3 separate regions of the Homo sapiens genome follow, and regions 2 and 3 are each linked to region 1. A link is a contact called in ENCODE Hi-C or POLR2A ChIA-PET data. All regions are on one chromosome and are shown on one strand. The core of a region is the stretch at or near the end of the contact, and the rest is flanking DNA. Distances in the headings are between cores, read along the strand shown.

The links. Hi-C counts contacts between places; a loop is a spot of excess contacts on that map. ChIA-PET counts read pairs that join two places held with the same protein, here RNA polymerase II (POLR2A). Pooled maps may share reads with other maps.
Region 2: a pooled map shows a loop between it and region 1 (4-fold over the local background). The contact joins the promoter of TXNDC11 here to the enhancer-like site in region 1. A Hi-C loop is called at or near these places in 1 of 37 single-sample maps with no recorded cell type and 3 of 50 pooled maps. POLR2A ChIA-PET finds 5 or more read pairs at or near these places in 1 of 52 experiments (activated T-cell).
Region 3: a map of Ramos shows a loop between it and region 1 (2.2-fold over the local background). The contact joins two enhancer-like sites. A Hi-C loop is called at or near these places in 1 of 168 maps with a recorded cell type or tissue (Ramos), 2 of 37 single-sample maps with no recorded cell type and 2 of 50 pooled maps. POLR2A ChIA-PET finds 5 or more read pairs at or near these places in 3 of 52 experiments (K562, activated B cell and activated CD4-positive, alpha-beta T cell).

What each region holds. Positions count from the first base shown.
Region 1 is chr16:11,295,735-11,299,522 of GRCh38, forward strand. All of the region lies in intron 1 of LOC105371082 (a long non-coding RNA gene), which reads left to right. Among named protein-coding and RNA genes, the nearest start is that of MIR548H2, 8.9 kb to the right of the region's middle. RefSeq lists enhancers at 1,749-1,928, 2,060-2,743, 3,197-3,246. Within about 2 kb of position 2,002, at least 19 of the 41 ENCODE cell types and tissues checked have a DNase peak (open chromatin) inside an H3K27ac peak, as active enhancers do.
Region 2 is chr16:11,741,003-11,744,790 of GRCh38, forward strand. It overlaps TXNDC11 (thioredoxin domain containing 11), which reads right to left and starts at 1,855. Exons shown (of 12, transcript NM_015914.7): 1 at 1,475-1,855. The coding sequence starts at 1,728. It overlaps TXNDC11-AS1 (TXNDC11 antisense RNA 1), which reads left to right and starts at 2,012. Exons shown (of 1, transcript NR_186412.1): 1 at 2,012-3,504. RefSeq lists silencers at 1,303-1,972, 1,835-2,357.
Region 3 is chr16:11,617,624-11,621,411 of GRCh38, forward strand. It overlaps a transcript of LITAF not described here. Among named protein-coding and RNA genes, the nearest start is that of LITAF, 33 kb to the left of the region's middle. Within about 2 kb of position 2,033, at least 12 of the 41 ENCODE cell types and tissues checked have a DNase peak (open chromatin) inside an H3K27ac peak, as active enhancers do.

The DNA.
Region 1 (3,788 bases), core at 752-3,251:
TAGAATTTCTCTGGAATATATTCAGTGGACTAGCAGTTCTCAAATTTTAGCATGCACCAGAATCACCTAGAGGGCTGGTAAAGACACAAGGTTCAATCTAGAATCCCACGTTGCATTTACGCTACTACTTTTTCTGTTTTTTCCTCTTAAAAATTAAAAAACAAAAAATAGAAACGGGTTCTCACCATGTTTCCCAGGCTGGTCTCAAACTCCTGGGCTCAAGCAATCCTTCCACCTCAGCCTCCCAAAGTGCTGGGATTATAGGCGTGGACCACCATGACCAGCCCTATTCCTTTTTAAATTAATAGTAATAATAAGCAAACCTGGAAAAGACCCCACACGTCCAGAGGTGTTCAGGTGAGGAGTCGGGGGAAGGATCATGAGACAGGATCAGCGTCTTGACCCAGACTTGCTTGGGCCCTGCAAGGACCTGTGGGACCTCTGGGCCCCTCTCACCTCCAGACAGGGCGGCTCCTCCCCACACCCAGCTGGGTGGAGTGGGTGACCTATCTATACTGCTGGCCCTGTGGGCCCTGTAATTAGAGAGATCTACTGGAGTTCAGCATCTCTATGACCTAGGAGAGTCCCTACAAAGAGTCTCAGGCTTCCCCTCTGTGGAGGAGTCCAGGGTGGGGGTGAGAGGCTCTGAGGGGCTGCACTCAGAACCTGGGTCTTTCATTTATTTGGCAAATCTTAAATGTCCCAAGTATTCACCAAGCCTTGTGCTGGTGCTGGGGGGACAGCAGAGAGCCTGACACTCCCAGGGGGCTCCTCATCAAAGGGGAGGCCTACAGTAAACAAATAATTACACAAATAAATATAGAAAATGAACTGTCACTTGGGGAGGCGTGGGTCTTGGAGTGGGGTTTTGAGGTGTGAATAGGAGTTCACAAAGCCTCAGAGGAAGGGGAAGGACTACGTTATTCATAAAAATCTCACTGGAAATGAAAAACACTTTGAGGGTTCCGCTGTCTGTTGTCAGACTACCCAAATACCATTGCCAGGAAATTCCAGCAGGCCCACACAGCAGAGCGGTCCAGGGCCAAATAACTTCAAAAAGTAAAATTAGAAAAGCCTCTCTGAAAAGTAGCTGTACACCTAAAGTCTATGTTTAATGTGGCCCATAGATGTGTTTTGTAGGTTTGCTCTGATGTGGATTGGGGTCCCCCAAGCAGTTGTACCAGTCACACCTCTGAGCTCCTAAAGCAGCTCTGGCAGCCAGGCAGGAAAACCATGGGCAGTTTCTTATAAAGTTAAACATTCACCTACGCTGAGACCCAGCAGTCCCACTCTCAGGTATTTACCCAAGAGCAAAGAAAGCATGTGCCCATCAAGATCTGTGCACAGATATTCATAGGAGCTCTGCTCCTAATAATCCCAAACTGGGAAACGTCCCAAATATCCATCAACAGTGAGAATGGATAAACAAATTGAGGTACCTCCATACAATGGGACACTGCTCCCCAATAAAACATTGCAAACCATTGCACACACCACGTCATGCACCGCTCTCGCACGTGTTGTGTTGTGTGAAACAAACCAGACAAGAAGGGACGCATCCCAAGTGACTGATTGGTTTATGTACAGTTTAAGAACAGGCAAATCTCACTGCTATTTATAGATGGCACAGCAGTGGTTACCTCTGCTAGTGGGGCCGGGGGTCGCTTGTGTACTGGGAAGGGGCTCCAGGGAACCTTCTGGAGGCTGAGGGTGCCCTTGATCCTGATTTGAGTGGTGACTATATAGGTATAAAAAATGATCAAGCTGGACACTTAAAGTCAACATAGTTTATGCACTTTCACGTGTAAACATTATTCCTTAAGAAAATAAAAACAGCACCAGTGGCTCCCCCCTTCCCTGCAGACTCCCCCGACACCACCACCTCCTTCTTCGCCTTGCATCGGTACGATAAGGCACTTGCTTGACGGGAAAGAGAAACTCAGCTGCCAGCTGGGGTTCATTTGCACTTTCCCCCGCCTGGTCTGCGGTCTGGCTGTGCAGCTAGCCGCTCTGACGGGGAGGAGGGGCCCAAAGCCACTGCCTGCCGCCTGGGCAGGGGAGAGGGGCACGTGAGGCTCATGGCAGAGGCACAGCCAGCTTCTTGCATGTGCCCTCCCCGGGGAATGTCTGCAGAGCCCAAGACTGCCACGCCGTGGGCACAGCCCTGGCAACAAACAGCCACTTACCCAGTCACCATGCTCTACTTCTCAGCTGCAGCCCCACGGCCTGGACTCGCTTGCCCAGGCCCCCCAGCCACAAATCCTGGGCCCCTCCCTGAAACCTCCAGACACAAACTCACTTCAGGCTGGGGCCTTGGTTTCCCCATCTGGAAAAGGGGTGAAAAGCCCCATCTTTCCAGTGTAGCAGTCGAGGCATTTGCAGCAGGTGTTTGTGCTCAGTGTATCGATGTAGGAGGCTCTCAAAAAGGATGTAGAAAACATGAATAGTTATGAGTCCTGTTTTAATAAAATTAGAATAAAAAATAAAAGCCAGGCAAGGTGTTGTGCGCCTATAATCCCAGCTACTCATGAGGCTGAGGCGGGAGGATCACTTGAGCCCAGTTCAAGCCCAGCCTGGGCAGCATGATGAAACCCAATCTCTACACAAAATACAAAACATAGCTGAGCGTACTCCCTAGCTACTAGGGAAGCTGAGGTGGGAAGATTGCTTGAGCCCATGAGTTTGAGGCTGCAGTAAGCTTTGATCACACAAGTGCACTCTAGCCTGGGTTACAAAAAATAAAATAGGCCAGGCACAGCGGCTCACAGCTATAATCCCAGCTCTTTGTGAGGCTGAGGTGGGAGGATCACTTAAGCTCAGGAGTTTGAGACCAGTCTGGGCAACACAGCAAGACCCCATCTCTACAAAAAAATTTTTAAAAAATTAGCTAGGCATGGTGGCGTGTGCCTGTAGTCCCAGATACTCAGGAGCTTGAGGTGGAAGGATCACTGGAGCCCAGGAGTTCAAGGCTGCAGTGAGCTATGATTGCACCATTGCACTCCAGCCTGGGTGACAGAAAGACCCTGTCTTTAAAAAACAAACAAACAAACAAAAAGAGTGAAAGATAAACAAATAATTAAATTTAAAAATAAATAGAACTAGAAGAGGAAGCCCAAACTATTTCTGAATGTGTTCATCTGAGAAGAGGGCAAAATGTAAAATACACACCAATTGTTTCACCATTATTTTCCCCCGAAGTTCGGATTAAAGAAAGGGAGGGGATTAGCGCTTCAACACACCTCCCTTTGTCCTGGGTGTCGTGCTTCAGCATGTGTGGATGGTAGCTTTGTGGTTAAAAAAAAAAAAGAAGAAGAAATGAGAGCAAAAAGTACTTTGAGAACTCTTTGTAGCTGTCACGTCCCCAGACCCTGTGGTGAGAACCTCCAGGGACACCTGTGAACATGCATGTTCCCAGGCCCAGCCTCAGGGGTCTGCACGTTTAAGAAATGGATGCACTTGTCTAATGATGAGGGCAATGGTGCCGGACACTGCCCACGTGTCTGCTCTCTAGGACAAGCCCTTGAGACAAGTATCATTATCCCGTTTAAAGACGAGAAAACTGGCAGGGTGTGGTGGCTCACTCCTGTAATCCCAGCACTTTGGGAGGCCGAGGTGGGTGGATCACCTGAGGTCAGGAGTTCAAGACCAGACTGGCCAACATGGTGAAACCTTGTCTCTACTAAAAATACAAAGATTAGCCAGGCGTGGTGGCGCACACCTGTAATTCCAGCTACTCAGGAGGCTGAGGCGGGAGAATCGCTTGAACCCAGGAGGCAGAAGTTGCAGTG
Region 2 (3,788 bases), core at 605-3,104, 450 kb after region 1:
CTAGTGGGTAGAGGCCGGGGATGCTGCTAGACATCCTACAGTAGTCAGGGCAGCCCCCACAACACAGAATTATCTGACCCAAAATATCAACAGTGCCAAGACGGAGAAACCCTGCTGACAGTACCTGGCCTATGGAAAATGCTCACTGAGAGTTATTATAATTTATCTTTCCACTAAAATCCCCGATCTTTTGACACCTCTTTGACAACTGGCCACATATCGTGCTAAATAAACTCAAAAATGTTCCGAGGTGAAATCACAGATATCATAGTAGCAATACAGATCTTATAAACTGGAATCCCAAAAGACCCACTGTGGATTTGGGAGACCAGAAGTACACCTGAAATATACAGCAAATTTTGTATGTGTGTACATTCCTGAAAAGACACACATGAACTTTCATGTTCCTACCCCCTACACCCCAGCCTACTGTCAGGCCTTTTTATCAATTCCAGGGAAACACCAAGCTTGCCCAGCCTCAGAAACTCTGCATTTGCTGTTCGCTCTACCGTGGACACGCTCCCCCGGGATCTTCCCAGCGCTGGTCCCTTCTCCTTTTTGTATAAGCTTCAAATGTCACTTCCTTAGGAAGTCTTTCCCCACCGCCATCGTTTCTATGCCCTGCATAGCACTGAAGCTTTAAAAAATTATATTTACTTGTTCACTGTCCCATCCACTCAAGGGAGCAAAAAGTTCACCCGGACGAGCGTCCGGCACATAGTAGGTGCAGATAAATAATCGTTAGATCAGGCCGGGTGCGGGGCTCTCGCCTGTAATCCCAGCACTTTGGGAGGCCGAGACGGGTGGATCACGTGAGGTCAGGAGTTCGAGACCAGCCTGGCCAACGTGGTGAAACTCTGTCTCTACTAAAAATACAAAAATTAGCCAGGCGTGGTGGCGCGCGCCTGTAATCCGAGCTACTCAGGAGCTGAGGCAGAAGAACCCCTTGAACCCGGGAGGCGGAGGTTTCAGTGAGCCGAGATCGCGCCACTGCACTCCTGCCTGGGACACAATGCGTGACTCCGTCTCAAAATAAAAATAATCGTTAGATCAATGAGTGCGGGAATTCTAAAAGGGGTCTGGAACTCTCGCAAGGTTGTGGATCACTACACCTGAAGCTTAAGGGGAATGAAATCGGTGAGAAATGAGGGTCCTACAGCCCGGGCCGAAGTGACAGGTCCACCCCTAGTGACTCCAACAGGTGAGGAGCACCCCCGACCCGCCTCCCTCGGCACTAAAGCGGGACGATAGGGCGCAGGGCTCCACCCGGAAGCCTCGCCATAATGTCCGCGGGCGGGCCGGGGCGAGGAGAAGGTGGGAAGCCGTGGCCGCAGGTTCCGGGAGGGGTCAGCCGTCCTGGGCAAGGTCAGGCCCGACTTCCCCGGCTGAGGCCGCTGCGACCCGGCCCTGCAGGCTCCAGGCGGCAGAGCAAGGGGAGCGCCCTAGCGGGGCCCCAGGGTCCGGGCCGCCTCACCTGCAGGTGAACTTGAGGGCGAGGAGCAGCGCGCAGCCGAGCGCCACGGCCCCGCAGAGCAGCTCCGGCCGCTGGCGCGCCATGAGGAAGGCGCCACGCAGCCCGCGACGGAGCCGGCCCGCCGAGGACGCTGTGGCCAGGGTCGGGCTCGAGCTGAGGCAGTCTGAGCCCGCGGGGCCGCCGCCGCCCCCTCCCTCGTCCTCGGCGTCCTCGCTGCTGCTGCTGCCGCCGCCGCGGCCTCCGCATTCCGACATTACATGCTCCCAGTCGCCGGCTTTATACCGCCGCCGCCGCCTCGGGCCCGAAGGCCCGGCCCGGCCCGTTGCTCCCCAATCCCGCAGCTCGCCGCACCCGCTAACCCGGACGCTCCACGTCAGCCGCGCCGCCGCCGCGGGGTCCGCCCCACCTCACACCCCAGAGCACGCAGCTCCGCCCACCGCTCACGGAGTCCGGGCGGGCACCGACACCGCCCAAATCCCCGCCCCCAACGGGCCACGCCCTGCACCCTACGTAAATGCACGGAAGCCTTCCCCGCCCGCAGCCCAGTCTTGGCCCCACCGGTCACGACCCCGCTCACGGAGTCTGCGCAGGCGCCGTCGCGGGGCGTGGAGAAGCTGCTCCCTTGGGATAAGGCCCGCGGGGAATACTTGGAACCTTGACACCGCTGTAGTCTGCTCTCGCCGCGCTGGGTTTTAGGAGCCGTAACGACAATAATCGTGTCCACCATTCTCACTACAGGCCCCGAAGCACGTAGGTGCCGTTTTTTATCCCAACTTAACTGAAGAAAAAAAAAACACGGCCGGGCGCGGTGGCTCAAGCCTGTAATCCCAGCACGTTGGGAGGCCAAGGCGGGCAGATTACATGAGACCAGGCGTTCAAGACCAGCCTGGCCAACATGGTGAAACCTCGTCTCTACTAAAAATACAAATATATTAGCCGGGCGTGGTGGCGGGCGCCTGTAATCCTAGCTGCTTGGGAGGCTGAGGCAGAGAATTGCTTGAACCCTGGAGGCGGAGGTTGCAGTGAGTGGAGATGGCGCCACTGCACTCCCGTCTGGGGGAGAGAGAGAGAGAGACTCTTGTCTCAAAAAAAAAAAAAGGACTTGTCCTCCAATGTCAATAACAACAAACTAGACAAATAAAACTTCGAGGGCATTAAGGCAATATGGTGTTATGCCACAAACAGAAGGCACAGCTAACGGCCAGTAGCTGAGACGCCACCTCTGCCACAGGTCAGCTATGTGACCCACGTGCAAATCTCATCACTTCCTGTCTGGTTCTGCTTCTGTGGATGTAGAATGGGGCAATCAATGGCTGTCTTGCTCAATTGGCCAGACATTTAATGTGTCAACCACCCAGGCCCAACATGTTGTGAGTTCATGTACACCGACCATTTTGCTATTTCTTTTCTATATGTCACTTTTTTTTTTTTTTTGGTTGTTTTTTGATACAGGGTCTTGTGTCACCCAGGCTGGAGTGCAATGGCGCAATCATAGCACACTGAAGCCTTGACAACCCCAGCTCAAGCGATCCACCCCCGTCAGCCTCCCAAGTAGTAGGCAACACAGATGTGTGCGACTACGCCCAGCTAATTTTTTTTTTTTGTGGAGACAAGGTCTCTCCATGTTGCCTAGGCTGGTCTTGAACTCCTGGGCTCAAGCGATCTTCCCCCTTCGACCTCCCAAAGCGTTAGGATTATGTAAAAGCATGAGTCACTGCGCCCACCTGTCACATCTTTTTGTTTCTTCTATACTGCCTTATTTTGTAGAAAGTAGCTATTTTCTCGTATAACATTAATTCCTTTATTTTTAACTTGTCCCTCATCTCTGTTTTGTGTTATTATTACCCTTATTATCTATGTTACAAACCCAACCATACAGTGTTAATCTTGTTTTAAAAAGCTGAGAAAAAATATATAGTTACAGAGTTTTTTTAACCTTCTAATTTGCCACTTATACTTCTGTTGATTCCTTTGTGTAGATTAGAGTTACACAATTTATTGCTAAAGAAAATAAATATGGTCAAAAGTCACCAGTGTCCTCATTCACTGTAGCTTGCTGCAACAGAATTTACCCTACACTTCCATAAGACATCTGACATTTGCACAGGGCTTCATAAGGTCCAAAGTACTTTCGTTGTCTGTGGTTTAATCTCACAAAACCCATAGTCCTTTGTGAGCAAATGCAAGGCAGTGTCTTACTGACCAGAAAACCACCCTGGATTAACAAAAGAATGCCTCCTTTCCTCTTCACTTTCTGAGCAACTGGGGCCCTGCTCTGGCAGCAGAATGTTCTCTTTTTTATTTTTTGTAGAGA
Region 3 (3,788 bases), core at 783-3,282, 320 kb after region 1:
ACCATATTGGCCAGACTGGTCTCGAACTCCTGACCTTGTCATCCGCCCGCCTCGGCCTCCCAAAATGCTGGGATTACAGGGGTGAGTCACCGTGCCTGGCCTATATGGTTTCAATCTTTCAGGCATCTGGTATAACTGAGCCAAGGGACAACGCCATCTCTTGATCTAAGCCTCTTTGAAGGTGTTAATGTAATATTAAATTTCCTTCCCTCCGTAACCTATTTATTTATTTATTCATTCATTCATTTATTCATTTTATGTATTTGAGACAGGGTCTCACTCTGTCACACAGGCTGGAATGTAGCAGCTCGAACATAGCTCACTGCAGCCTCAACCCCCTGAGATCAAACGATCCTCCCACCTCAGCCTCCCAAGCAGCTGGGACTACAGGTGCATGCCACCACAACCAGCTTCCAAAAAAATTTTTTTGTTCGAAGAGATGGGGTCTCACTATGTTGCCCAAGCTGGTCTCAAACTCCTGGGCTCAAGTGATCCTCCCCAGTCAGCTACTGGGATTACAGGCGTGAGCCACTGCACCTGGCCATAACCCATTTATTTATTCTGTCTTTTACCTCCAGCTATTTTTGTTTCTTCTCTCCATTTATGCCCAAACTTTTCCCCCTTGGAAGAGACATTCCGTTCTGCCACTGTGCTGGTCTAGATTGCAGGCAGAAATACTAGTCTAGCAGGTGCCTCCCCTGGCAAGGCGGGAGGAGAGCCCTGAATTTGTAATCAGCCAGGCAGAAGTAGGGGTAGCCTGGGGACGCCATTTGCACTGGTGTCTGAAGTGGGAGCAGTCCTGTGGGACTGAGTCCTTTGACCGTGCAGTCTGCACTAACTGTGGGCAGCTTCTGTCGGAACTGAATTGAATTGCTGGCCATGCAGCTGGTGTCAGAGAATCTGGAGAGCGTGCTTGATGGGCTCCCCGGGCTTTCGCTGTGTGCGATGGGCTAATAGCAAGATAGTTTCTCTCTGGCCATGGAGCCACTGGCCATTGTCCCCGCCTCCCAGTGGGTGGAGCATTTCTGGGGGTGGGGAGGGGGCGCTTCATAGAGCTGCAAATTAAAAACCCCCGCACTGGCCGGCCGCGGGGGCTCACACCTGTAATCCCAGCACTTTAGGAGACCGAGGCGGGCGGATCACGAGGTCAGGAGTTCGAGTTCAGCCTGGCTAACATGGTGAAACCCTGTCTCTACTAAAAATACGAAAGTTAGCCGGGCGTGGTGGTGGGTGCCTGTAATCCCAGCTACTCAGGAGGCTGAGGCAGGAGAATCGCGTGAACCTGGGAGGTGGAGGTTGCAGTGAGCCGAGATTACGCCACTGCACTCCAGCCTGGGCAACAGAGCTAGACTCGGTCTTAAAAAAAAAACAAAACAAACAAACAAACAAAAAAAACCCCAGCACTGCCCGGGCACGGTGGCTTACGCCTGTAATCCCAGCACTTTGGGAGGCCAAGGCAGGCAGGTCACTTGAGGTCAGGAGTTCGAGACCAGCCTGGCCAACATGGCAAAACCCCTTCTCTACTAAAAATACAAAATTTAGCTTGGTGTGGTGGCGCTTGCCTGTAATCCCAGCTACTTGGGATGCTGAGGGAGGAGAGTCGTTTGAACCTGGGAGGAAGAGGTTGCAGTGAGCCGAGATCACATCACTGTACTCCAGACTGGGTGACAAAGCAAGACTTCGTCTCAAAAACAAAAAACAAAAAAAAAAACCCCAGCACTGCTGGGCTCAGAGGACACATCTCCACATGGCATGATGAGGCAAAGACCAGTGCCCCAAAGGCCCCAAATGTCATGTGACCCATGTGCACTTCACCCTGTGGCAAGAAGCTGCCAACTCAGCCCTCTTCAGGGGTCATGCAAGAGACAGAAACAGGAGAAGCAAGCTGAGTATAATTATTACAGCCACAGGGCATTCTTGGCTTATATTCTACTTTCCCACTTTGTTTTTGTTTTTTTTTTTGGAGACAGTCTCAGTCTATTGACCAGGCTGGAGTGCAGTGGTATGATCATAGCTCACTGCAGTGTTGACTTCCTGGGCTCAAACCACCATCCTGCCTCAGCTTCCTGAGCAGCTGGAACCACAGGTGCATGCCACCACATCTGGTTAATTTTTTAAAATTTTTCTTTTGTAGAGGCGTCATCCTGCTATGTTGCCCAGGCTGGTCTTCAACTCCTGGCCTCAAGCGATCCTCCCACCTTGGCCTCTGATATAGTTTGAATATTTGTCCCAGACCACATCTCACGTTGAAATGTAATCTGCGGACGGGTGCAGTGGCTCATGCCTGTAATCCCAGCACTTTGGGAGGCCGAGAGCAGTGGATCACCTGAGGTCAGGAGTTGGAGACCAGCCTGGCCAATATGGTGAAACCCTATCTCTACTAAAAATACAAAAATTAGCCAGGTGTGGTGGCGGGTGCCTGTAATCCCAGCTACTTGGGAGGCTGAGGCAGGGAGATTGCTGGAACCTGGGAGGCAGAGGCTGCAGAGAGCCGAGATGGCACCACTGCACTCCAGCCTAGAGGACAGAGTGAGAGTCCGTCTCAAAAAAAAAAAAAAAAGAAAAGAAAAGAAAAAGAAAAGTAATCCTCCACAATGTTGGAGGTGGGGCCTGGTGGGAGGTGTTTGGATCATGGAAGCGGATCCCCCATGATTGGCTTGGGCCATCCCCTTGCTGATGAGTGAGCTCTCACTCTGAGTTCATGGGAGATCTGATTGTTTAAAAGACTGTGGCCCTCCTCCCAACACTATCTCTTGCTCCTGTTTTCGCCGTGGGACATGCCTGTTCCCCCTTCGCCTTCCACCATGACTATAAGCTTCCTGAGGCCTCCCCAGAAGCTGAACAGATGCCAGCACCATACTTCCTGTACAGCCTGCAGAACCATGAGCCCAGTAAACCTCATTTCTTTATAAATTACCCAGTCACAGGTATGTTTTTACAGCAATGCAAGAATGCCTAAAACAGCCTCCCAAAGCACTGGGATTACAGACGTGAGCCACTGTGGCCAGCCCACTTTCCCACTATTGAAGGTGATATGGAAAAAATAGGTCATTTCTATTCTGTGAAAGAATCAGCAGCACAAGTATGATGATATTAGGAACTTATTCTCAGCCTGTGGTCAGGGAGACAGACAATAGGGAGTGGTGGGGACTGTGACAAACTGAAGGGCAAGGCCCCATGTAACAGGTGCAGCGGGCACTGTCATGGCCCTGCCCACATCTCCCTCAGCAGCTGCTGCTCCAGGACATGTCAACACTGCACACTGGGCTCGCCATTTGTGACTTTCTATTTTGAGATGGTCTCGCTCTGTTGCCCAGGCTGGAGTGCAGTGGTGCCATCATGGCTTACTGCAGCCTCAACTTTCTGGGCTCAGGTGATCCTGCCACCTCAGTCTCCTGAGTAGCTGGGACTACAGGCGCACTCCACCACACCCAGTTAATTTTTTTTTTTTTTGAGATGGAGTTTCGCTCTTGTTGCCCAGCCTGGAGTGCAATGGCAGTGCGCGATCTCGGCTCACCGCAACCTCCGCCTCCCAGGTTCAAGTGATTCTCCTGCCTTAGCCTCCAGAGTAGCTGGGATTATAGGCATGTGCCACCACGCCCAACTAATTTTGTATTTTTAGTAGGGACAGGATTTCTCCATGTTGGTCAGGCTGGTCTCGAACTCCCGACCTCAGGTGATCTGCCCACCTCGGCCTCCCAAAGTGCTGGGATTATAGGCATGAGCCACTGCACCCAGCCCCAGCCAATTTTTATATGTTTTGCAGAGATGGGGTCTTGCTATGTAGC